2 separate regions of the Homo sapiens genome follow, and region 2 is linked to region 1. Evidence: read pairs that join two places in POLR2A ChIA-PET (ENCODE). Cell type or tissue: CD4-positive, alpha-beta T cell. All regions are shown on one strand. Each heading gives the region's core, and the rest is flanking DNA. Links, peaks and the distances in the headings are about the cores only.

What was found. ChIA-PET counts read pairs that join two places held together with the same protein. Peaks named below come from ENCODE experiments on the same cell type or tissue, not always from the same donor. Only the 100,000 strongest peaks of a DNase experiment are listed, where the experiment ranks them.
Region 2: POLR2A ChIA-PET joins it to region 1 with 13 read pairs; 2 of 35 experiments call an interaction of 5 or more read pairs at or near these places.

The regions. Positions count from the first base shown.
Region 1 is chr12:52,564,361-52,569,736 of GRCh38, forward strand. It overlaps KRT74 (keratin 74), which reads right to left. Exons shown (of 9, transcript NM_175053.4): 7 at 3,809-4,029; 8 at 3,299-3,333; 9 at 1,422-2,808. The coding sequence ends at 2,609. Among named protein-coding and RNA genes, the nearest start is that of KRT74, 6.8 kb to the right of the region's middle. In CD4-positive, alpha-beta T cell, for the core only: no CTCF peak of the experiment used is centred there; a DNase peak (open chromatin) is centred at 2,711; H3K27ac peaks cover 253 bases.
Region 2 is chr12:52,127,900-52,133,275 of GRCh38, forward strand. No RefSeq gene overlaps it. Among named protein-coding and RNA genes, the nearest start is that of SMIM41-AS1, 12 kb to the left of the region's middle. RefSeq lists an enhancer at 2,602-3,139. In CD4-positive, alpha-beta T cell, for the core only: no CTCF peak of the experiment used is centred there; no DNase peak of the experiment used is centred there.

The DNA of each region.
Region 1 (5,376 bases), core at 377-5,376:
ATGCTGCACAGCAGCCTTGAAAGAAGTGATTTCACGGAGGCTCATGTATTAATACTTCTCCAAATGCTATTTCAGGTTGTGGGTCTCATTCCCTCTCTCACCTCAGGCCCTCTTACTGGGTCCCTCACTGGGAATGTGGTCTTTTGGGAAAGACAGAGCATCAATGCTAGGAAGGGCCTTAAGGGTATCTGGTGCAAAGGCTCTTAACCGGTGGTTCATGACCCAGGGAATCCATGGATGGGCTGTGGGGATCTGTGAACCTCTGGACATGCAGTAGACCCTGTCCACATTTCAGGGGAAAGATCCATGGCTTTCATCAGCTCTCAAAATGTTCATGACTTACAAGGTTAAGAACCACTGTGTGTAACAGGTGACTGGTTAGTGGTAGAGCTAGAATGGAGCCTCCCACTCCCAGGGCACTAGTTCAGTATCCACAGTGGCAGCAGTGGTGACATCAGAGGGAGACATTTGGGCAGAAAGCCCAACACACTCTTGGGCTCTTGTGTTTCCCACGGTTTACTGCACCCTGGCACACACAGAAGAGGACCTCCTTAATACATGAAAGCCACAGGGAGGTGAATGGAGGCCACTACTTAGGCCAGAGTCCCCATCCTCCCAAGGCCTGTCCCCATTATCTTGAGGCCTGTAGAGGTGAACATCTTTGGGCACACCCATGACACAAGACAAATTTGAAAGCTGCTTAGACAGCTAGACTCTGCCGGCCACAGCTGAGGGACTTAGAAATCCACCCAGCCCCACTGCAGATTAAGCATCTCTAATCCAAAAGTCTGAAATCCAAAGTGCTCCAAAACTTTTGGAGCATTTTATTTAAAATTTGTACAAAATTATCTTTAGCCTACGCAGAAGGTATATATGAAACATAAATGAAGTTCATGTTTTGATTTGGGTTCCATCCCCGAAGTATCTCATTATGCACATGCAAACATTTCAAAATCCAAAGTCAGGAATGTTTCTGGTCCCAAGAATTTTGGATAAGGTATACCCAATCTGTATTGACTTTGGAAAATCTGAGATCTCCCACCCCCTACTAAATAAGCACATGAAAGCCTGTGTCCAAACTACTATGTTGCTGTGATTTAAATTCCCTCTCCAGGAGCCCATGTGTCCATCTTTCTGGTTATTTAATTAAACTCTCCTCCTCTTCCAGGAAGCCTTCCTTGCTTAGCCTCTCTATTCCAGTCCCTTACTAGCATTGCTGCCTTAGGCTGCCCTTCCCTGATTTACATGAGTGTGTATCTGTCTCTTCCAGCAGCCTGAGATTGCCTCCAGAGCAGCCTCATCTGAGTTGGCCTGCAGCTTCCCAGCAAGAGTCCTGCACGCTTGCTGGGGAGAAATGGAGGGTGGCACATCATCACTAGAGGGTGGAACATTTGGAAAGATTAACAGACTGACAGAAGCATACCTCTGACAACACTCAAGGACAACTTAATGAATATACAGCAGAAATTCAGAGTCTTTAATTCAAACAAAAGAGGAAATAGATGCTGCCATTCTTAGGAATATTTACACCCTGAGCCACGACATCTGGACTAGGCAGTAGCACTCAGCGACAGAAAAGCCAGCTCCACTCACTGAGCTCAGCTCATGGCACCAAAAATTGAGAGTCAGAAGCTATGTAGGACACAGCCCCAGAGAGACTGTGGAAGACAAATCACATACCCACAGTCCTGACAAAAGGCAATGTAATTACGCTGCCCTCATCAAAAAGAATGGTGACTTTGACAGCCCTTTTGTTAAAAAGGCAGTGACACACCACAGAAAAAGCATAGATCCTTGTGTCGGCCAGGCCTGACTCTGGCACATAGGTGGGTGACTGGGGCCAGTTCAGCAGCCTCTTGGGATCAGGCTCCCAGTCTGTTCCAAGGATGCTCATTGCATCTTCTTTGCAGGAATGGATGAGAACAGGAGGCAATATGTGTAGGGTGTCTGGCATCTAGTAGGTGCTTGACAAATGATGGTAGCTATTGCTGATAATGAAGGAGGTGGGTGGGTGACACAGGCTGGCAGAGAATCCCCAATACACCTTCACTTGGCTTTGTGGAGATGGGTGCAGCTGGTGGTCTACAGATGTACACGTGGTGTCCTAAATATTGGCGTCATCCTGCAAAGTTGTTTCTGATGGAGCAAGTAAAGGCTGTCTAACTTCTCACCACCTGCTTACAGGTCTCGTGTCACCCCACCATGCTGGCAGGGGATGTAAAACCTCTCAGACAGTAGCTAACTTGGCCTAAGCACAGAACAAACCAGCCCCTCCCCTGTCGTCTCCTGCTCCTTCCCTCTTTCTAGGGATGATCACAGCTTCCTTAGGGCCAAGAAGGTTATAATGGCTTGTGCCTCCAAAGCCTCCTGCCAGCCAAAGGCAGCGAGGAAAATGAGAAGTCGTTAGTCCACATGGGACCTAAGGAAACAGGGAAGGTGACTGTGTCAATCAGAGCTTGAAAGTAAAAGCTAAACCACGATGCAGACAGTTGAGTGTACTACAGACAGTTTTAAAACTCAGGGCCTGGGAACTTGGGTGTGGCAGACACCTTTGGGGGTGGCAAAGTCACCTCTTCTTCCAAGTGCTGAGGTGGGTGAGGCCATGGGTCTAGCGGGTGGCTTTCCTTGCTGGGATGCTGGCTGGGGTGCTCTTGCCCTGGGTGTCCTTGAGGTCTCCCCCTCGCGCCTCTGTGGTCTTGGTCTGCCCGCTCTGGGTGCTGCCAGAGCTGCCTGCCACAGCGCTGGCCCCAAGGTCAACACCCGCAGAGCTGGGGTGGTGGTAGCTGTAGCTGCTACTGCTGATGACAGCTGAGGAGGAGGGGCCAAGAGCAGGGGAGAGGAGCAGTGTCAATCAGCAGATAACAGCTATGGTAACGGCTGTCCCCAAGGGCTTCTCCACAACAACACCTCATTTAATCCGCAGAACCACCCTCAGTAGTCAAGAAGCACTACAGAGATGAACTGAGAGCCTATTACGGGCCGGACTTCGTGTGAGGTGAAGACCCCATCAGATAGATACAGTCCCTGCCCTCCTGGAAATGCTAGGAAAATCCATGTCCACCAACCCTTTCTCCAAATGACAACGTCCCAGGGGAGAAACAGGAAGGGAAAAGGGTGGGCATGACCTCAGTCACCATTTCACAGGATGAAAAGGGAGAACATTTCCTTTGAAGCCCAGAAACCTTCCCAAGACAGTAACAGAAGCTTCTTGGGAGGTGAGACAGTAAATGGAGGTGACATCACTTTGTCCCAGGGTCCCTGGCTTTCCCAACCCAAGGCATCTCTCAAGAATACTCACAGATGCTCACAGAGGATGGATTCTCACCAGACATCCTGTGAGACAGAAAGTTAGAGAAAGATAAAAACTCAGTGTCGAGATTCCACTAAACATCAATGGGCTCCTGCTTTTATACGTGCATCATTTAAACTCATCCTTATAACAACTTACGAAACTGACACTATCGCCTTCATCTTACAGATGAGAAAACAAGAGTCCTGGAGATACTAGATGATTTACCGAGACCACACCACTAGCATAGGATAAAGCCAATAATTAGCCCCTGCTGAAGAGCCAGTCATTAGCCCCAGGTCTGTCTGAGCCCCCGGTTCTCATCACAGCAGCACACGGCCATCTACGCTTCATGGCTCATGTCCAACAACCCCTTGCAGGAAGCTGCCTCTGAGTTCACGAAATCACCACATCTCTTGCTTGTATTGGCACTAACCATGTTGTTCTCCAGGTGGCCCCTCAGCCAGACAGGAGCCACACCCCAGTCCCTTCTCACACTTTCCCCTCCACCCCACCTACCTGCACTCCTCGCCCTCCAGCAGCTTGCGGTAGGTGGCAATCTCCATGTCCAGGGCCAGTTTCAGGCTCATGAGCTCCTGGTACTCGCGCAGCATCCGCGCCAGCTCCTCCTTGGCCTGGTGCAGGGCGCCCTCCAGCTCATCCAGCTTGGCCTGGGCATCCTTCAGGGCATTGTCTCCCCGCTGCTCAGCGTCAGCGATGGCCGTCTCCAGGCTGGCACGCTGAAGGGCAAAGAACAGAGAGACCATCAGAACAGAAAATTACATTTAGCTCATACCAGTTAAGTAGAACAATGCCCTCATTTTGCAGATGGGGCCCTAGGTGACAAGGAGTAAAAGCTGCAAAGCCAACACCAGAACTTTGTCTCTTCTATTTTCTATTGCAGAGGAGTATTCAAAGCTGTTATCACATGAAGCTGTGGAAGCAGTTGCATTTCAGGAGGTCAGGAAGAAATGTCGATGTTTGCAAAGTTAGATAGTGCCTGAGACCGGAGGCCACCAGTATCTACAGATTCAAAATACTACAGGTTCAGGAAAATCATGCCCGATCCCCTAGCAAGGCCAGCCCTGAGGATGAGACAGTATGCCACGGTCCCACTGTGATCAGATTCCTGCTGCAGGACCTCTCCCCATTGGGGATCCTTCTGATCTGTTAGCATCCAGATGAGTGTTTCTGGACTCCAGCACTCTGGGGAGAGTCTGTGTGAAGGCTCCCACATCTGGCCTTCCCTTAGAGCAGGAGGATAAGGCCCTAAATTATAGGCACAACCTCAGAAGCTGGACTCTGATGAACATCTGGGGGGCATTGCGATGCCTGTTGCTAACAGAGAGGGAGGAACTATGCTCATGGAATTTGTGAATCGGCCAAATGTAGAGTCGTAGAGTTGTCCCTGTGTTTGCCTGCAGAGCATGGAGGGTTGTGGGGGCACCAGAAGGAGAACAGGCTCAGATCTTTCCGCTGGTCAATTCTATCACTAGCAGAGCAGACCTGGTTCTCAGAGAGGTCACAGGAAGGATCCTCCAGCCTCCAATATCATCTCCCCACTGACGCAGTGTTTAAAATTTGCTGCTGTCAGGTAAGACAGGCCCCCCACCCCCACCCCCCCGCCCACTAACATGGAAGTAGTACCATGGCACAGGGCAAGGGAACCCAGGAGGGCTTCATCGACAGCTGTGTCCCTCAGTCAACAGACCATGCCCCACTCCGAGAGCAGGAACCTGGTGTGGCCAACAGAGGCGCCTGATGCATACCCTCTGCACCCCACACATGTTCCATGTCCAGTGGGAGGAGGAGACAGAGGGTCTGCCCTCAGAGGGGGCACCCAAAGGGGACATGGGGCAGGTTCATTGGACACAGAAAAAATCTGCAGAAGGGGAACCTGGGTTCTAATCCTAGCTCCATTCATTACCAGCTGGGGGCTCTGGGAAAGTCCCTTCCCCTTCCCAGCCCAGTTGCTTTATCTGCAAAATGAGGAGTCAGAGAAATAGGTTTGAGGCTCCTCCCAGTTCTGGGCGGGGTACCAGCTCTGATGGTAGGGTACCGAGGCAGGGTGGGAAAGGGAGACTGTG
Region 2 (5,376 bases), core at 183-5,182, 440 kb before region 1:
TTGAGGCAGGTCTGAATTGAGTATATGCTGACTCTTTGGTTTTGAGAGCCTGGGGCAACCTTGATTGAGGGTGGGCCCAGGCCCATAAGAAAGTAGCCTGGCCCTTCCACATGAGGACACACTGGCAACGGGACAGTTTCTTCAGAAATGGTCCCAGAGGATTTTAGGGAGGGCCTGGCAAAGGCCAGATCTCCTCTTAACCACCTGTGACTGTTGGACTATTATTATTTGGATGTGAGATGCAAGCAGGAGCTCTAAAGATCAGAGACGCTGGGACCTCTGAGATCACGGGGGAAGGTGGGAGAGAGAGAGTGGGGAGATGATCAAGAGAAGCTGAGAGGAAGGAACACCAGGAAACATCTGAAGTGATGAATGTTTATTTTGATTGTGGTGACGGTATCACAGTGTATGCATATGTCCAAACTCGTCAAATTGCAGACGTTAAACATGTGCAGGTTTTTTTTTTTTGTGTATCAATTATTTCTCAACAAAGCTATAAAAATGAACTGTTATACATCAGTAAGACAAAGATGGACAGCCCACTAGGAAAGTCTGAGAGATTTGAACAGGCACATTACAAAGGATAATACCCAAATAACCAATAAGGATGAGAAGTTGTTCACCCTCACCAGTTACCAACAAAATACAAAATAAAATCACAATGAGGCCGGGTGTGGTGGCTCATGCCTGTAATCCCAGCACTTTGGGAGGCTGAGGTGGGTGAATCACTTGAGGGCAGGGTTGGCCAACATGGTGAGACCCAGTATCTACTACAAATACAAAAATTAGCCAGGGGTGGTAGTGGGCGCCTGTAATCCCAGCTACTCAGGAGGCTGAGGCAGGAGAATCACTTGAACCTGGGAGGCAGAGGTTGCAGTGAGCTGAGATTGCGCCACTGCATTCCAGCTTGGGTGACAGAGCGACACTCTGTCTCAAAACAAAAACAAAAACAACAAACAAACAAACAAACAAACAAACCTCCCACAATGAGATAGCTAGCTCTACATTTCCATCAGCATGGCTAAAACAAAAAAGACTGAATTGATAAGGATTTGGAGAAACAGAATTTCTCACACATTGCTGGGGGTTGCACAAATTGGTAGAGATACTTTGGAAACTATTTTGACATTAAATATCAAAGATGAAGATTCTCATATCCTATATCCTAGGCTTATGCCCAACAGCAATGCATGCATATGAGCACCAAGAGATATGGTCAAGGATGTTCATAGTAACTTTATTTGTAATATCTAAAATGGAAACAACCCAAGTGCCCATCAACAGTAAAATGTATACATAAGGCCAGGCGCAGTGGCTCATGCCCATAATCCCAGCACTTTGGGAGGCTGAAGTGGGCGGATCACGAAGTCAGGAGATCGAGACCATCCTGGTTAACATGGTGAAACCCCGTCTCTACTAAAAATACAAAAAATTAGCTGGGCATGGTGGCGGTTGCCTGTAGTTCCAGCTACTCCGGAGGCTGAGGCAGGAGAATGGCGTAAGCCCAGGAGGTGGAGCTTGCAGTGAGCCAAGATCACACCACTGCACTCCAGCCTGGGCGACAGAGTGAGACTCCGTCTCAAAAAAAAACAAAAACAAAAACAAAAAACTGTGGCTGGGCGTGGTGGCTCAGGCCTGTAATCCCAGCGCTTTGGGAGGCTGAAGTGGGTGGATCACCTCAGGTCAGGAGTTCGAGACCAGCCTGACCAACATGGAGAAACACCGTCTCTACTGAAAATACAAAATTAGCCGGGCACAGTGGCACATGCCTGTAATCCTAGCTACTCGGGAGTCTCAGGCAGGAGAATTGCTTGAACCTGGGAGGCAGATGTTGCGGTGAGCCGAGATTGTGCCATTGCACTCCAGCCTGGGCAACAAGAGCAAAACTCCACCTCAAAAAAAAAAAAAAATGTATACATAAATTATGGTGTATGTAGACAATGGAATTCTACACAGCAATGAGAATTTATGAATTACCTGCAATGCATGCAAAGAGTGAGAATAGAGCCTGGTACTTAGTAAGTGCTCAATAAATATAGCTTGCATTATGCTTGTTATGGATGGGGAGGATGAGCAAGTATTATGAAGACCTCTAGCTCCATAAGCATTGATACGGTGTTGATAAGGATTTGGAGACATTTAACAAGATGAATAACAGAAACCAGACATGACAGAAAAAATATTGTATGATTCTAGTTAGATTAAGTACAAAATCAGGCAGAACTAAACTATAACATTAGAAATTTCTAGTGTAGTAGGCCAGGCACAGTGGCTCAAGCCTGTAATCCCAGCACTTTGGGAGGCTGAGGTGGGTGGATCACTTGAGGCCAGGAGTTTGAGACCAGCCTGACCAACATGGTGAAACCCCATCTCTACTAAAAATACAAAAATTAGCCAGGCATGGTGGCGCACTCCTGTAATCCCAGCTACTCAGGAGGCCGAGGCACAAGAATCTCTTGAACCCAGGGGATGGAGGTTGCTGTGAGCTGAGATCCTGCCACTGCACTCCAGCCTGGATGACAGAGCAAGAACCTGTCTCAAAAAAAAAAAAAAAAAAAAAAAAAAAAAAGAGAAATTTCTAGTGTGGAGATAGATGGGTAGGCATGAGAGAGGTTAGTGGGGTAGTAACAGTTCTCTTTCTTCACCTGTGTGGGGATTAAACAGGTATTTGCTTTGTTATGATTTATTGAGCACATTTAGTTTTTGTGAATGCATGTATATGTACATATATATTTTCTGTACGTGTATTATACTTAATAAAAAAGTTAAAAGTAAACAAATCATACACACACACACGCACACACACAAAAGAGAGAGGCTGAGAGGAGTTGTTCACTTCTTTCGGGGGAGGAGGGTCTCTGCCATCTGGCATCCCACTAGGGGTCCTGGAAAGGAAGGAGCTGAATCTAAGTGCTGGGTTTAGCCCACAGCCCTCGGCGTGCTGCTCACACACCTGCCCAGTTCCGACACAATGCCAATCACCTCCCTGGCTCCTGCTGTGAGTCTCAGGTGGCCCTGCACAAATGCCTCTCTCCTCCAGCCTCTCTGCAAACAAGCCCTGGAAGGCCACTTTCTCCCAGACAGCTCAGGAGCCCAGGCAGCCTGAGGCCTCCTCCCTGCCAGCTTCGCCTTTGCTGTCTGCCTCCAGCTGTGACTTCTGTGCTTCTTGGCCAGAACAGCCATTCAGCTGTTGGTTGTTTCATTGACTCTTTCATTTCTTCTTCTTCTTTTTTTTTTTGAGACGGAGTCTTGCTCTGTCGCCCAGGCTGGAGTGCAGTGGCATGATCTTGGCTCACTGCAAGCTCCACCTCCCAGGTTCACACCATTCTCCTGCCTCAGCCTCCCGAGTAGCTGGGACTACAGGCACCTGCCACCATGCCCGGCTAATTTTTTGTATTTTTAGTAGAGGTGGGGTTTCATCATGTTAGCCAGGATGGTCTCGATCTCCTGACCTCGTGATCCGCCCACCTCGGCCTCCCAAAGTGCTGGTGAACAGGCATGAGCCACTGCACCTGGCCACATTTCTTCTCTTAACAAAACTTTTATGAGCACAAATTATCTGCCAGACACTTTGCGAGGCACTGAGGGTACAATGATGAACAGTTCCTGCCCACACAGGGCCTACAGTCTGGTAGGGTCCTACAGACATTAGTCGGCCAATCCCTCGAATGATGAAAAACTGCAACAAAGGCTACAAGGGAGAGGCAGAGACTTAGCCAGCAGCACAGGGAACTGGAAATGTGTCTGTGCGGAAGTGATGTGTGGCTTTAGTGGATCTGAGGTGGGAGGAGTTAACTGGAGAGTCAGCAGGGGATGGAAGAGCATTCTAGGCAGAGGGAACAGCATGTGCTGAGACTGCATGGTGGTGACAGGTGAGGGTGGTGAGCACCACTGACAGAAAAAAAAAAAAGCCAGAGAGGCTGGTGCAGTGAGGCTGGCTGGGGAGGAGCTTACTGATTTGGGAGCACGCTCCTGAGAGACACGGTTTCACCCCTTGGCAAGGACTCTGGGAGATGGGGTCAACTTACTACTAGGATGGAACCTAGAAGCCCAGAAGAGACGGATTGCACTAAGTGAAGTTGCAAGGCCAGCCTTGCTGTGGCAGAGTAGAGGAGGGGACTAAAAGGCTCTGGGAGTGGGGCATGCTGGAGGGGATACAGTATGTATGGCCAGGAGATTATCCTGATACGTTCTTAGGGCAGGACCAGAGCACACACCATTTACACACCAAGGCAAAAGAAATGGGCTGGAGAGAGGGGCACAGACCCCCTAAACATGTGGGGAGGCCCTCCTTCTCATGCCAGGCTGGTGGTAGGAGGGGCTTTTAGAGACCAGGCTCAGTGATTGCACAGGGAGGGGGGGCGGTGAGGTGGCAGAGGATAGAGCCCTGTCCATAGACCCTGTCCATCATCTCTTGTGATGATTGTAACGAGCACAGGGTTGCAGCCAAGGAAATCTAACCTACAGAGCTAGGAGATGGTTAATAGAATACAGTGTTCCTAGGGGCAAGTTAGATGAGGAGCCAATCCAGAAACTACCCAACTCATGCCATCAGGAGAAACCAAGGATGGATGACCATAAGACTGGGCACTTATGACCCTGTGTTTGGTTTCTTGACCTGGAAGCACAGGAAGAGAATGAAGAGGAGGTTTGGTCTCTATGAGGATGGAACTTGCAACACCACAACAGCCTTAACAGGATTGATATCCCCAGTCCTTTCCCAAAGGGACCTATGGCCATTTGCTTGGAGAAACTGTAGATGGGGGAAATGGGAGTAGCCAAACATTTGAGGCTTTTGGACGTGGAGCCTGAGTTGAGCTCGACACTCAGGAACAAGAAGCATCACCGTTAGAGTGATGTGTGGTGGTTTTGAAGCGTCTCCCTTCAAGAGATGAGCTTAATTACCCTTCCCTGAGGGTGGGTTGGACCTAGTGACTCACTTCTCAAGAATAGATTATGGCAGAAGGGAAGGTCTGTCACCTCCAACGCTAGATGAGGGGTTGGCACACTTTTGCTGAAAAGGGCCAGAGAGTAAGTACTCTTGGCTTTGTAGGCGATATGGATTCTGTTGCAATTGATTACTCAACTGTGCCATTGTAGTTGTGAAAGCAGCTGTAAACAATATGTAAAGGAATGGGTGTGACCAGATTTGGCCCAAGTTGGGTCAGATTTGGCCAGCAGGCTGGAGTTTGCCAACTCCTGGACTGGTTCATAAAAGGCATCCTGACTTCTTCTCTGTCCTCTCTTGTATCAGTCTTTTTGGAGGCAGCCAGCTGCCATATCATGAGGTGAAGTGAATAGCCCAAGGAGAGGTTCATGTGGGCAGGTGCAGGACCTGAGGCCTCTTGCTGGCAGCCACGTACATGAGCCGTCTTG